4 separate regions of the Homo sapiens genome follow, and all the other regions are linked to region 3. The links are chromatin contacts, found by Hi-C or POLR2A ChIA-PET in ENCODE. All regions are on one chromosome and are shown on one strand. The core of a region is the stretch at or near the end of the contact, and the rest is flanking DNA. Distances in the headings are between cores, read along the strand shown.

Region 1 (2,975 bases), core at 432-2,931, 760 kb before region 3:
GTAGGAGTCCTGGCAACTCATGCCCTGTTCCCTTCCACGTCTCCCACAGGCTAGAGGGGCACAGATCCAAGGGCAAAGCTCTGGGATCACTAAGTACTGGGCTCACCAACATGTCCAATACTTTCAGGCCTTTGTGGTAGGAGGTCATTGGCATAGATAGGAAGGAAGTGCTCTTCCTCTAAGGGGGATGGGGCACCAGGTTACCATGGAAGCCATGAGTAATTTCCTTCCTAAGAAAAGTACAAACTTCCAGGCAGTCAGAGCCACTCTGACACCATCTTGAGCAGCAGACTGGATTCTGTGCCTTCTAGAGGTCTCCACCCAGACTCATCCCAGCCTGCTGCTCCGTTATTAGAGGCTTAGGATATACGCCCTGTTCAATATTTATATACTTTTATTTTGGCTGCAGCATTTTGAAAACCCTTGTGGATATCTGTGCTAAGGAAAGAATGAAGTTTTTAAACTATGAAGGTTGAGAAAATTTTAACCCACGGATACATGTCGGATGAGAAAGAGGAGGGCTTCCTACAGCAAGGGATGTCAAGAGTGTGGTGCAGAACAAAACCCTAGAAGCTGTGAGATGGGCAGGGCACTCCTTTTTTGGTAATCCTCAAGCTAAAACCTTTGGACTTGGAAGTCACAATCTAGACTCCAAATGCTCCCACAATCCCTATCTCAGTCTCTCTGGTTTCCCCAGAGCTAAGATGAACTACCAGCAAATGTCTTCCAACAAATTTCCAGAGCCACCTCCTCATTCATTTCCTTGCTCCTATCCAGAAGCCACAAGCAAAGAGATATTGGCTGGACCTCTAGCATCTCCCCTTGCTGGCTGTGCTAGCAACAGAGGCAGTGCCCCAGTAGAGAGATCCTTCTATGCTAGCCTGGGTTTCTCCTCCTCCTCCTCCTTCTTCCTCTTCTTCTTCTTCTTTTTTTTTTTTTTTAACTTTTCCCTAACCCCTTTTCTCCCCTTCCCTATTGGCTGTCTCCTGGGAAACTGCATATCTAGGATTTGAGCTGTGCATGCCAGCGGCCCACTTGAAAACTCCTCTCACTTTTCTACAGCCTTGGAGAACAGTAGACTCTTTTCTCTGCATTCTTTGATGTTCATCCTCCTCTTTGCTTCCTAGAAAGCTTTTTAGGGTGGCAACCCCAGTGAGGCAGAGGTGATAGGCAGCCTTGGAAAATGGAGAGAAAAAGGGGCTTTGGCAGAATGGGTGGAAGGATGAGGATCTCTGCCAATATGCACAGCTTAGTAGCAAATTCCATGTCCTAAGTCTAACAGAGTGCCCGTGCAACGAGCCACTTCCTCCATCCTCAGCTCCCTGGGCAGGACAAGGAAGCCTGGCTCTCTTTCCATCCCCCAGGAGAATCAGAAGGTAGGAGAGAGAAAAAGGAGGACTCTACCTGTTTGCCAGGGGGAGGAGAGCGGCTGAAGCTGGAGTCACTGCTGTCGGAGCTGTGAGGCATGGCTGAAATCTTCCGGGCTCTCACACTCAGCCCCAGGCACCTCTGGGCTCTCTTGTCACCAGCTGGGCTCCCTTCCTGACTTCTCCTGGGCCACCAGCCCACCACCCCCTACAGGTGCCTCCTCTGCCTGCCCTGTAGCCACCTCTGACCCCTGCGTCCTCCTCACTCTGGGGTGCAGAGGGACTGCTCCCCAAAGGGACATGTCGCTCGCTTTGGGGCTTGCACGCTCTCTCTCTCTCTTGTGGTTTCTGGTAACTCACGCTGGAAGTCACATGGGCGGAAACTTCAGCGAGTTAGAAGTTAGAGAGAAAAATACATATCTGGGAAAAGACCTACAGAATTATGTGAAAGAAAAAAAAATACAGATACCTTCCGACAGTTTGAAAGACACAGCAGCCCTCTTCAATTGATGAAGATAAAAGAGAAAAACAGCCCAGGCAGGGAAAAACCCCAGCCAGAATTAGCAAGTCCGTCTTCTGTCAACATGGGCAGAGAGGAGAGGACAACCAGGAAAATGTTTCCATTGTCATACGACTTGATTTTTAAACCAAAATAAAGCAAAAACACTGGGATTTCTTTCTGGTTTTCAGCCGAAAGCAGCTGCTCACCCATCTTGTCTTTCCTCACCCCTTAAGTCCAGCCAGCCTCGGGGTGGTCTGGAGATAAGACGATCCAAGGGTATTCTCCTTTCCTGACCATCAAACACAAGGGCTGTGGGAGATCAGAAAGCCACAAGGGAGGTTCTAGAATTGCTGCTCTGAAAGCCTATTAAGCGCCTGTGCTGCTTGGCAGGGAGCTCACACTCTTTAGAGAAAAGATGCCTTCCATATTGAGCAGCTCAAGACAGGCCCTGAATCTTTATGATTCAAGGTCACCTGGTCAGAACCCAGAATGCAGAAACAGTTAAAAAAAAAAAAGAAAGAAAGAAAGAAAGAAAAAGTGAAACAAATACTACACTTGGAGTCAGACCAACCAAGATTTAAATTCTGGTTCTACCACTTTGTATGTCTGTGGCCCTGGGTAGCTCACTTGAGCTATGTGACCTTCATTATCTTCATCTGTAAACAGAGGATGATAAAACCTGCCCTGCCTACCTCTTAGGAATGTGGCACAAAGCAAATGACAACGCGGATTAGAATGCCCCGCAGACTCTGAAGTAAATGACCGAGAGGGTAAGTGTAGGGTATTCCCAGCCTTGCCATGAGCGCATTTGTAGGGTTCTCAGTGATCAATTCAACCCTCACCTGGGCATCGTGGCTTTTTCAAAAGGCCTTACCTTATTCCCAGTATGGCTCGAAGCCAAACATTTGCCTTATTAAATTTTAGGATTGACAGGAAGTTACGGCTCCTAGAGGATTTTTGTATCCATGAGCTGAATTTCTAGACTAAGACAATATTGCCCTAAGGTTAAATTAAGTAAGACAAAATTCCTTTCCTATGGAGGAAAATAAAGCAGGGTTGGAGGTTAGGGAATTCTGGGTGGTCAGAAGGGCCTTGCCCAAAGAGGG
Region 2 (2,700 bases), core at 201-2,700, 910 kb after region 3:
TCGCCCAACTTGTAATAACGCTAGAACCCATACTCCAACACGGCACCTGCTATTTCCATCACATGAGCTTCCTAATACCTTTTAATACCCTTATTTCGTGCGATTATTCTGCCACTAGCAACCCTGTTGACCACGCCTTGTTATAAAACGTATCTTTCTGGGCCCAGAGCCGTGGCTCACACCTGTAATTCCAGCACTTTGGGAGGCTGAGGTGGGAGGCTCACTTGAGGCCAGGAATTCGAGACCAGTCTGGCCAACATGGGAAAACCCCGCTCTACTAAAAATACAAAAATTAAGCGTGGTGGTGGGCGCCTATAGTCCCAGCTACACAGGAGGCTGAAGCTGGAGAACTGCCTGAACCCAGGAGACTGAGGCTGCAGTGAGCCGAGATCCAGCCAGGACACTCCAGCCTGGGCAACAGAGCGAGACTTTGTCTCAAAAAACAAACAAACAAACCACGTGTCTTTCTGGATCTCTCTGCCAGTCTTCTCCTCCCCTTCCGGTTTTCTGGTCTCCCCCTTCCCCTCCCGAAGTCTTGCATGTGGAGATTCCTATCTTGCTCTTCCCTTTCTCAGTGACCTCCCTGAGCCCTGTGGCTCCTCCTACCAACCACTTTATATGGAAATTAATAATAATTTGCGTCTCTAGCCCAGAATTTCAAACTAACTGCCCAGCTCGTCAGCGCTAAGAGGATAAGGACTCGTCTGCTTTGTTCAATGATGTGAATCCAGGCCGGGCGCGATGGCTCACGCCTGTAATCCCAGCACTCTGAGAGGCCGAGGCAGGCAGATCACGAGGTCAGGAGATCAAGACCATCCTGGCTAACACGGTGAAATCTCGTCTCTACCAAAAATACAAAAAATTATCCGGGCGCAGTAGTAATCCCAGCTACTCGGGAGGCTGAGGCAGGAGAATCGCTTGAACCCGAGAGATGGAGGCTGCAGTGAGCCGAGATCGCGCCACTGCACTCCAACCTGGGCGACAGACAGAGCGAGACTCCGTCACACACACAAAAAAATGTGAGTCCAATCCCCTATGCCCGGCGCATGGTACGTGCTCAACAAATCTGTGTTAAATGAAAGTTTCAGAGGCACCTCAAACACAATTACGTCAAAACCTCAGGTTGCTTTCCCCCAGTAATTCAAAAAAAACCCCAAAACCTGCTTCTGTTTCTCGAGCATTCCCTATCTCAGTGTTGCGGGCAATAACGCCAGTGTCCCCGGTAGCTCCGGGAGGACGCCTAGAAGTCACCCTGGTTGAGAGTCTTCTTCCTCACCGCTGGGGCCCGAAGCAGCTTCGGGAGCCACAGTCGCGGGAGCCGCTCGCGCGTCACTGACCCTGTGGAGCCCGGGTGAACGAAATCTCGCGTGATTTGCCGGAAAGAGGCTGTACTGCACGACCCCAGCTCGCCCCCAGGCCTCGGCCCTCTGACCGCAGTACGCAGGCGCGCGACTAGGCCCGGCTCCGCGCCCCCTCCCCTCCCAGGGGCGGGGTTTGGAAGCTTAGGGATTGGAAGTTTAGGATTCCTGGGCGCCCCACGTTTCCGGGAGAAGCAAGGGAAATGCGGAACGTCAGGGGAGAGTTACTAGTCTGGGCAAAGTGCATTAATAACTTAACTGAGATTGGTTCCTTGTGGCCGCCCCTACTGCCTTGACCCAAAGAGCAAATCTTGCAGCCTTGACCAGTGAGTTCACATTTAGCAGTCCGTGAAGAAGTTTTATTAGTTTTGTGGATTTCTCCCTGAACCTCGATTGGGAAATTATAGTGAGACAGGGACCGTCAAGCCTACTCCTTGTTTTATAGATGGGGAAACTGAGTCTCGGAGAGCTGATGTGATTGGACCACCTACCTTTCAGCTGGTTAGGGGCAGTGCTGGGATAAAACCCCTCTCTCCGGACCCTAATCCAGGGCCCCTTTGCGCCTCTTTTATTTCACGAAGAATACCAAATTCCTCCAAGATTACCAGTGTGGGCTGATTTCTCAATTTCATTCATCGTTAGTCGTCTCCTTTTGTGCTGGACTGGGTTGAGAGAAGTGTATACCTAGGACAGCTTCGGATCCCCAGGGACTTCAAACCCTAAGAAAGATCATCTGAATTAGGCAGGTATAAGAATTGCTTGTATTCATGTGGGAGCTAATAGCTCAGCACAAGTCATGCATGGAGTAGCTGAAAGATGACTAGGTTGGTGAGCAAGGGAATAGTGATCAAACAGGTTGGAGTTCCTGGTAGCTTTATGTCTGAATATTTTTGCTTCTTTGGGAAAGCTTCAGGAAGGACTAGGAGAATTACACTACTTTGCAAACATTTTCAGACAGGAGCTAATCTCTTTTATCTGTCATGGACAGGTAGACAGACCTTCAATGCCTTTTGTAATGACTTAAACCAAATGATGAAAAATAAAATGCTCAAATAGACAAAAAGTAGTAGTATAAAATAAAGGTAATCTAGAACTTGATTTAAAAGAAACACTTTCAAAATAGAAAAGAAGCCCTGCAATATTAAATTAGTTTTGGGGCTGGACGCAGTGGCTCACGCCTGTAATCTCAGACCTTTGGGAGGCAGAGGCAGGTGGATTGCTTGAGTCAGGAGTTCGAGACCAGCCTGGGCAACGTGGTGAAACCGCATTTCTTCAAAAAATAAAAAATAAAATGAAATTAGCTAGGTGTGGTGGTGCTTGCTGGTAGTCTCTCAGCTGCTCA
Region 3 (2,929 bases), core at 4-2,503:
CACATCTACAAACGCTGTTTTTTTGGTAATTCACATCTAGCTAATTAAAAAGCTGAGCTGTCAGCCCTCTGACTCTTACGGAATCCTTTGGAGTGTTAGCTAGTCATTGTGTGTTGGAATTAGACTAACCACTGGTTAAAGCCCTGAGGCCTGCTCATTCAGGGCCCTCTAGGTGAAAGATGAGGTTCAGGCAGATGCTTTCTTACCTGTGGAGTCATCGTAGAGGGATCTGGCTCAGGGGCGGCTTGCTGCTGTTCAGTACTCTTGTTTTTGGCCCCACTCTCCAAAGGCTCTTGCTGGACAGTTGTCTTATTTCCAGGGGGGGCGGACGGTGGTGGTGGAGCTAGTAGTTGGGATTTAGAATGGCCCTGGGAGGGGCGGGAAGGAGATGCCTGAGAAGAGGGCAAGTAGGACTGGGAATGGCTCAAATAGGATTGCGAGGAAGAGGAGGAGGATGAGTAAGAAGGGGTGGGCGCCAGGTAGGATTGGGAAGGTGGGGACTGCGAAGGGGACGGCTGAGCAGGAGGCAGGTAGGGCTGAGATGAGGTCGGGGGGTAGTAAGAGGGTGGCGGCTGAGGTGGGGGCATGTAAGACTGAGATGGGGGCATATAGGACCCAGGCGGCACAGGGGGAGATTCAGGGGGGGATTCCAGCTCCATTGGAACCAAACCAGGAGGCCCGTCTCGTTGGTGGTGGAGCATCTGGTGTTTGTACTGCTGCTGCTTCTGATAGCTGAGGGCCGGCCCGGGTGGCGGGGGCATCGGTGGCGGTGGCGGCTGCCAGTCTCCGTAGCCGCCCCCCGGCATCACTGGCGGGGGCGGCAGAGGGGGCGGAGGAAGGTGGTGGGGCTGAAGCACGCACTGCATTTGCTTCTGGTGCATCTGCTGCAGCTGCTGGAGCTGCGCCAAGTGCTGTTCGCGGAAGCTCATGAAGCCCGAGGAGGAGGGGGCCGCGGGAGTCGTCGAGCTCGAGTACCCGGGCCCCGGCGAGGCCTCAGGAAGCGCCACTGGCGGCGGCGGTGGGACCGGTGGCGGCGGATAGTGGCTGCTCCCGCCATACCGGCCCCAATTCGGGTACATATCGAAAAAGAAGGCGCAGGGCTCGTCCTGGCGCCGTTACTCGTCGCAACCGACCTCCAGGAGCCGCGGCGGCGACGGCGACAGCCGGAACTCGCGGCGCCTACAGGCCCCGGAGCGTGTAAACGGAGCGCGCCAGTGCGCCGGCGCTCCCGAGCTGGGCCCGCGACCGGGAAGGCGGGGACGCGACTTGGGCGACTACGTCTGCGCAGTAACCACCGAGAGGAGAACAAAGGCGAGATAGAGCGGTCCTTTACTTGGCGACTCGTGGTTGCCATCTTCCTTTGGGTTCAGATAATGTAGGCTCCAGTAGAATGTTCTCATAGAACTGAAAAACCATAGAGTCTCACAGCCGAAAGAGGTGGTAGAGATCCTATCGCTCCACGGGTTCATTTTTGAATGAAAAAAAAAAAAGGTTCCATTCACAATAGCAACAATCGCAACAACAACAAAAAAACATAAAGCAACTAGGAAAAACTCTAACAAGAAAGATGTAGGACTTATATGTAGAAAGCTACAGAGTCATAAAGAAGCATATCCAAGTAGGATGAAATTAGACTTCAAATAATGGAGAGGCTTACCATGATCCTGGGTGAAAAGAGGAAAAATTGTAAAGATGTCAGTTTCTCCCAAATTAAATGAATAGACCTAACTCAATTCTCCCCAGAAATTCAACTGGGAACAAAGCTGTGAAGAATGGAAAGGTGTTTTCAAGGCAGAGTGTAAGATTACACCAATTCCTGCAGACATATAGTGAGTAACATCTGCAGGAATTGTAGAAGGGGAGAAATGGAATTTTTTAGACTGTCTCAACACATATAAATCGGTGTTGCAGAATCTCAGAGCAAAAGCAAAGAGAGCAAAAACCAGATACAAAGATGGTCTAAAGACAACCTGGAAGATAATCTTCCAAAAGCTCTCAACGTAATACCAGACATAAACTCTTACTTTAGCTTGAGTGAATCACTAAAAAGCAAAGCTAATACACTGAATTCTTTTGGGTGTGTGGGGGGGGGCGGGGGGAGGGAGAACTGTGAGAATATTGTGTCAGTGCATCACTTGAGTAACATGCAAATAATTGACCTTTCTTCCATCTTAGCAACCCAGATCTTCACCTCTCTCAGGAGGTGAATGTGAATGGAAAGTGGAGCAGCAAGGCATCCTTCAAAAGGAAGAGCTTCTGTTTTCAAATAGAAATTTAGTTATGTTTCTTTTAACTTTTTATTGAAGTATAACGAATATACAGAAAATTACATGTCAAAAGACAAAATTACAACAAATTTAGTTTAAAGATCTTAATTAACTTTTACCTGCTATTCTAGAATTGGGCAACGTCTCATTCTATAAAGCAGAAACAGTGTTCCAATGAGCAGAACAATCGGGATAATTTCATAGACAGAAAAGAAACGCAGAGGCAGGGCGCGGGGGCTCACTCCTGTAATCCCAACACTTTTGGGAGGCTGAGGCAGGCAGATCACCAGGTCAGGAGATCAAGACCAGCCTGGTCAACATGGTGAAACCCCATGCCTACTAAAAATACAAAAAGTATCCAGGCGTGGTGGTGCTCACCTGTAATCTCAGCTACTCAGGAGGCTGAGGCAGGAGAATCACTTGAACCCAGGAGGCAGAGGTTGGAGTGAGCTGAGATCGTGCCACTGCACTCCAGCCTGGGTGACAGAGCGAGACTCCATCTCAAAAAAGAAAAAAAAGAGAGAAACAGAAAACTAAAAGTGGATTGTTTGTTTCAAAGTTTCTTTTCTTATAAGGTTAAAGCAGAGAGGACTTCTTTATCATGCTGGCTAAAAATGGACTGTTTGCAGACTTGGCTATTATTTCTCTCTCTCCTGGTTTAT
Region 4 (2,744 bases), core at 162-2,661, 690 kb before region 3:
GTAAGTCACCCAGCACAGCTCTATTCAGCTTCCCCACTTTTGCAGATGAGGAAACTAAGAACATCAAGGCTGCGTAGATGCTCAGTGACAGCGCAGGACTCGTATCCAGGTCTTTGGGCCGCAGGGCCTGAGCACGTCCTGCTCTTCAAGGGGTGGGTGGTCTGATCATGATCACTGCCTTTAGAGTTAGAAGTTTTTAACATGTTTTAAAAAACGTTATTGCACAATTTACATGAAGGTGTAACATTCAAGCTCCATGGTTTAAAGGAGGGGACGTCACCAGCTCCTCTCGGGCCTAACCCTCACCCATTTCCGTGTTTCTCAGGCCCCGTCTGCAGGTGGCGCGGCATTTCCACTGTGACAAACAGCAGCCCAGATGTGATTTTGAATTCTGACTTTTCATAAGCGTTTTCAAAAACATAGCTTGCAGGACCCACAGAGAGACAGAATGAGAAAGAGAAATTACATTCTCAACCCAAGGCGCTGAAAATACAGAAACTCTCACATGGACAAAGAAATAAAGGAAGTGATAAGCAAAAATGGACACAAAAGAAAAACCAAAACCCCCAGCACTAACCAGAGTAGCCCAAGTCTGAGGGTTCTGTCTCATACTAAGAATTGTTGCCTGGGCAGACAGAACCAGGCTAATCTGAGACTTGTGGCATCAGAGTTGACAGTGTGAGCTTTGGTTGGTGGGGTTGGGGGGTGGTCTTTAAGACCTGAGTTCCTCCAGAAGCTCTGCTGTAGACCAGCTGTGTGCTCCTGGGCAAGTTACTTGGCCTCTCTGAGCCTCCATTCCTCACTTGTACAGGAAGGTACTGAGCCCTGCCGCACATGGTAGTAATGAGGACTGAGTTCCAGCCCAGAGCCGGGAGCACAGGAAGAGTTCCGTGATGCCAGCTTCCCTGCCTTCCTTCGCAGGCAAGGCGGAGGTGGTGCTATTGCAGCAGCGGCACACTGGCCTGCCTCCGGGCAGAATGCGGCACAGAAAGGAGTACTGCGGAGAGGGAGGAGCAGGCTGGGGAGTTCAGGGCGTGCTGAGTTGTCAGTGAGCAGGCCTGGAGTAACAGCCCCGCAGCCTCCAAATCTAGCCTCAGGCCTCACACAGCCAGCCAGGCCCACCAGGGCCCCCCCTGCATGGAGGAGCCACATTTCAACACCAGGGACCCATGAGCACCCTGGGAAGTAAACACCCAAATACCAAACATACCAGACATTCCCCTACATAAACAGGGCTGCACTAAGCCAGGGGCTGCAGTCCCTCCCCACTCCCCCACCCCCCATCAACAAAGTAGGGCAATTCAGGGACAAGATCTCAGCCTGCCCAGCCGGCTAGGCCCATAGCCTCCTCCCACTCCAGGAGGGAGGAATGAGGAAACCCCAGGGGCCCTCAGCCAACTCCCTTGCTGACCCCCGGCAGCCTGCAGGGGCCAGGCCCTCCCAGCATCCCCCATGGGGCTGAGCTGTTGGAAACTCTCTGCCCTCCTGTCTCTCCCGTCATCTCTTGCCAGGCCTTCTTACTCAGTGGCCAAGGTCTGGGCCTCAGCTGTGAAATATTGAGCTGTTTCAGTGAACAGCGGGCAGGGCTTTAGGAGAAAATTCAAGACAAATGGTCAGTCTAAGGCTGGGGTTGCAGACTCACATCACCTCAGGGGTCAAGCAAGTAACTCACCATTAGTGAGGGGGGAGGGCTGGATGGGGCGGTGGCCACCCCTCCTGCCATGGGAGGGGACACTAGCCCCAGTGGGATGCAGGCTCAGTGCTGCTAATTCTTCCAAGTTTTCAAGAAAATATAAATTTTTGAAGTAAAATCTCCCACTTTTGAATGTCAGCAACAAATTCCATTTTGAAAGGAACACCGCATGAGCCAAACAAAACACATCTGTGGGCTGCACTGGCCCACGGCTGCTGATTTATGACCTCTGGCAGTCAGCTGACCCTAGTGGGCTTGTCCTCAGAAGCCTGGGCTCTGGTCACCACAGTGCCCTGCTCTGTGACCTCGAGTCAATCAGGTCACCTCTCCGGTCCTGGGGCTCATCTTTAATAAGCACAAGTAGCTCCCATTTCTCACTGACCTTCAAACACATCTGCAAGGTGGGTCTCAGGGGCCTTATTTTACAAGTGAGAAAACTGAGGCTCAGCGAGGTGGAGTGTCTGCCCGAGGCTGCCAAGCTGGGAAAAGACAGGGATTGACTCCATTCCATCAGGCTACCTTCCACACGGTGGGCTGGACTAAAATCTCCGCAAAGTCCTTTCCAGCTCTGACTTCTCTGGGTTTTCATTCATCCAGCCTTCAAGGGCAGCGTGGGCCTGATTGAGGGATGTAGGAAGGGTGCCCCCTAATTTCTTATAAGAAGTTTCTTAGCTGGGCACAGTGGTGTACACCAGTAGTCCCAGCCACTCAGGAGGCTGAGGCTGGAGGATTGCTTGAGCCCAGGATGTTGAGACTGCAGTAAGCCATGATTGTGCCACTGCACTCCGGCCTGGGCAACAGAGCAAGACTCTGTCTCGAAAAAAAGAAAAAAGAAGTTTCTGCTTTTACAGACGCTTAGTGCCAGGGGCTCTTGGAAGCACCAAGGCTAATCCCTAGATTTTAGATGAGGAAACTGAGTCCCAGAGAAGGAAATGGCTTGCTCTTCAAGACAGGGATTGGGTCTTCACAGACCAGCCCAGAGGACACTGCTTGGTCCATCCTCCTGGGAGGCTCTGCCTGACTGTGCATCATCCCTCTTTCCTGAATTTTC

The links. Hi-C counts contacts between places; a loop is a spot of excess contacts on that map. ChIA-PET counts read pairs that join two places held with the same protein, here RNA polymerase II (POLR2A). Pooled maps may share reads with other maps.
Region 1: a pooled map shows a loop between it and region 3 (15-fold over the local background). The contact joins the promoter of BATF here to the promoter of YLPM1 in region 3. A Hi-C loop is called at or near these places in 1 of 37 single-sample maps with no recorded cell type and 9 of 50 pooled maps. POLR2A ChIA-PET finds 5 or more read pairs at or near these places in 2 of 52 experiments (GM10248 and T-cell).
Region 2: a loop to region 3 is called in a pooled map, with 5 times the contacts of the local background. The contact joins the promoter of PTGR2 here to the promoter of YLPM1 in region 3. A Hi-C loop is called at or near these places in 1 of 50 pooled maps. POLR2A ChIA-PET finds 5 or more read pairs at or near these places in 2 of 52 experiments (CD4-positive, alpha-beta T cell and activated CD4-positive, alpha-beta T cell).
Region 4: a loop to region 3 is called in a pooled map, with 4 times the contacts of the local background. The contact joins the enhancer-like site here to the promoter of YLPM1 in region 3. A Hi-C loop is called at or near these places in 1 of 50 pooled maps. POLR2A ChIA-PET finds 5 or more read pairs at or near these places in 4 of 52 experiments (OCI-LY7, PC-9, activated CD4-positive, alpha-beta T cell and 1 more).

Annotation. Positions count from the first base shown.
Region 1 is chr14:75,521,175-75,524,149 of GRCh38, reverse strand. It overlaps BATF (basic leucine zipper ATF-like transcription factor), which reads right to left and starts at 1,681. Exons shown (of 3, transcript NM_006399.5): 1 at 1,405-1,681. The coding sequence starts at 1,467. RefSeq lists an enhancer at 1,384-1,713.
Region 2 is chr14:73,850,581-73,853,280 of GRCh38, reverse strand. PTGR2 (prostaglandin reductase 2) reads right to left here and starts at 1,450. Exons shown (of 10, transcript NM_001146154.2): 1 at 1,338-1,450. RefSeq lists an enhancer at 1,655-1,704 and a silencer at 1,314-1,716.
Region 3 is chr14:74,761,640-74,764,568 of GRCh38, reverse strand. It overlaps YLPM1 (YLP motif containing 1), which reads right to left and starts at 1,253. Exons shown (of 21, transcript NM_019589.3): 1 at 207-1,253. The coding sequence starts at 1,079. RefSeq lists an enhancer at 1,206-1,545.
Region 4 is chr14:75,451,703-75,454,446 of GRCh38, reverse strand. All of the region lies in intron 2 of JDP2 (Jun dimerization protein 2), which reads right to left. Among named protein-coding and RNA genes, the nearest start is that of JDP2, 25 kb to the right of the region's middle. RefSeq lists enhancers at 906-1,419, 1,420-1,935, 1,936-2,450. Within about 2 kb of position 1,411, at least 29 of the 41 ENCODE cell types and tissues checked have a DNase peak (open chromatin) inside an H3K27ac peak, as active enhancers do; they include OCI-LY7 and PC-9, where a contact is called at or near this core.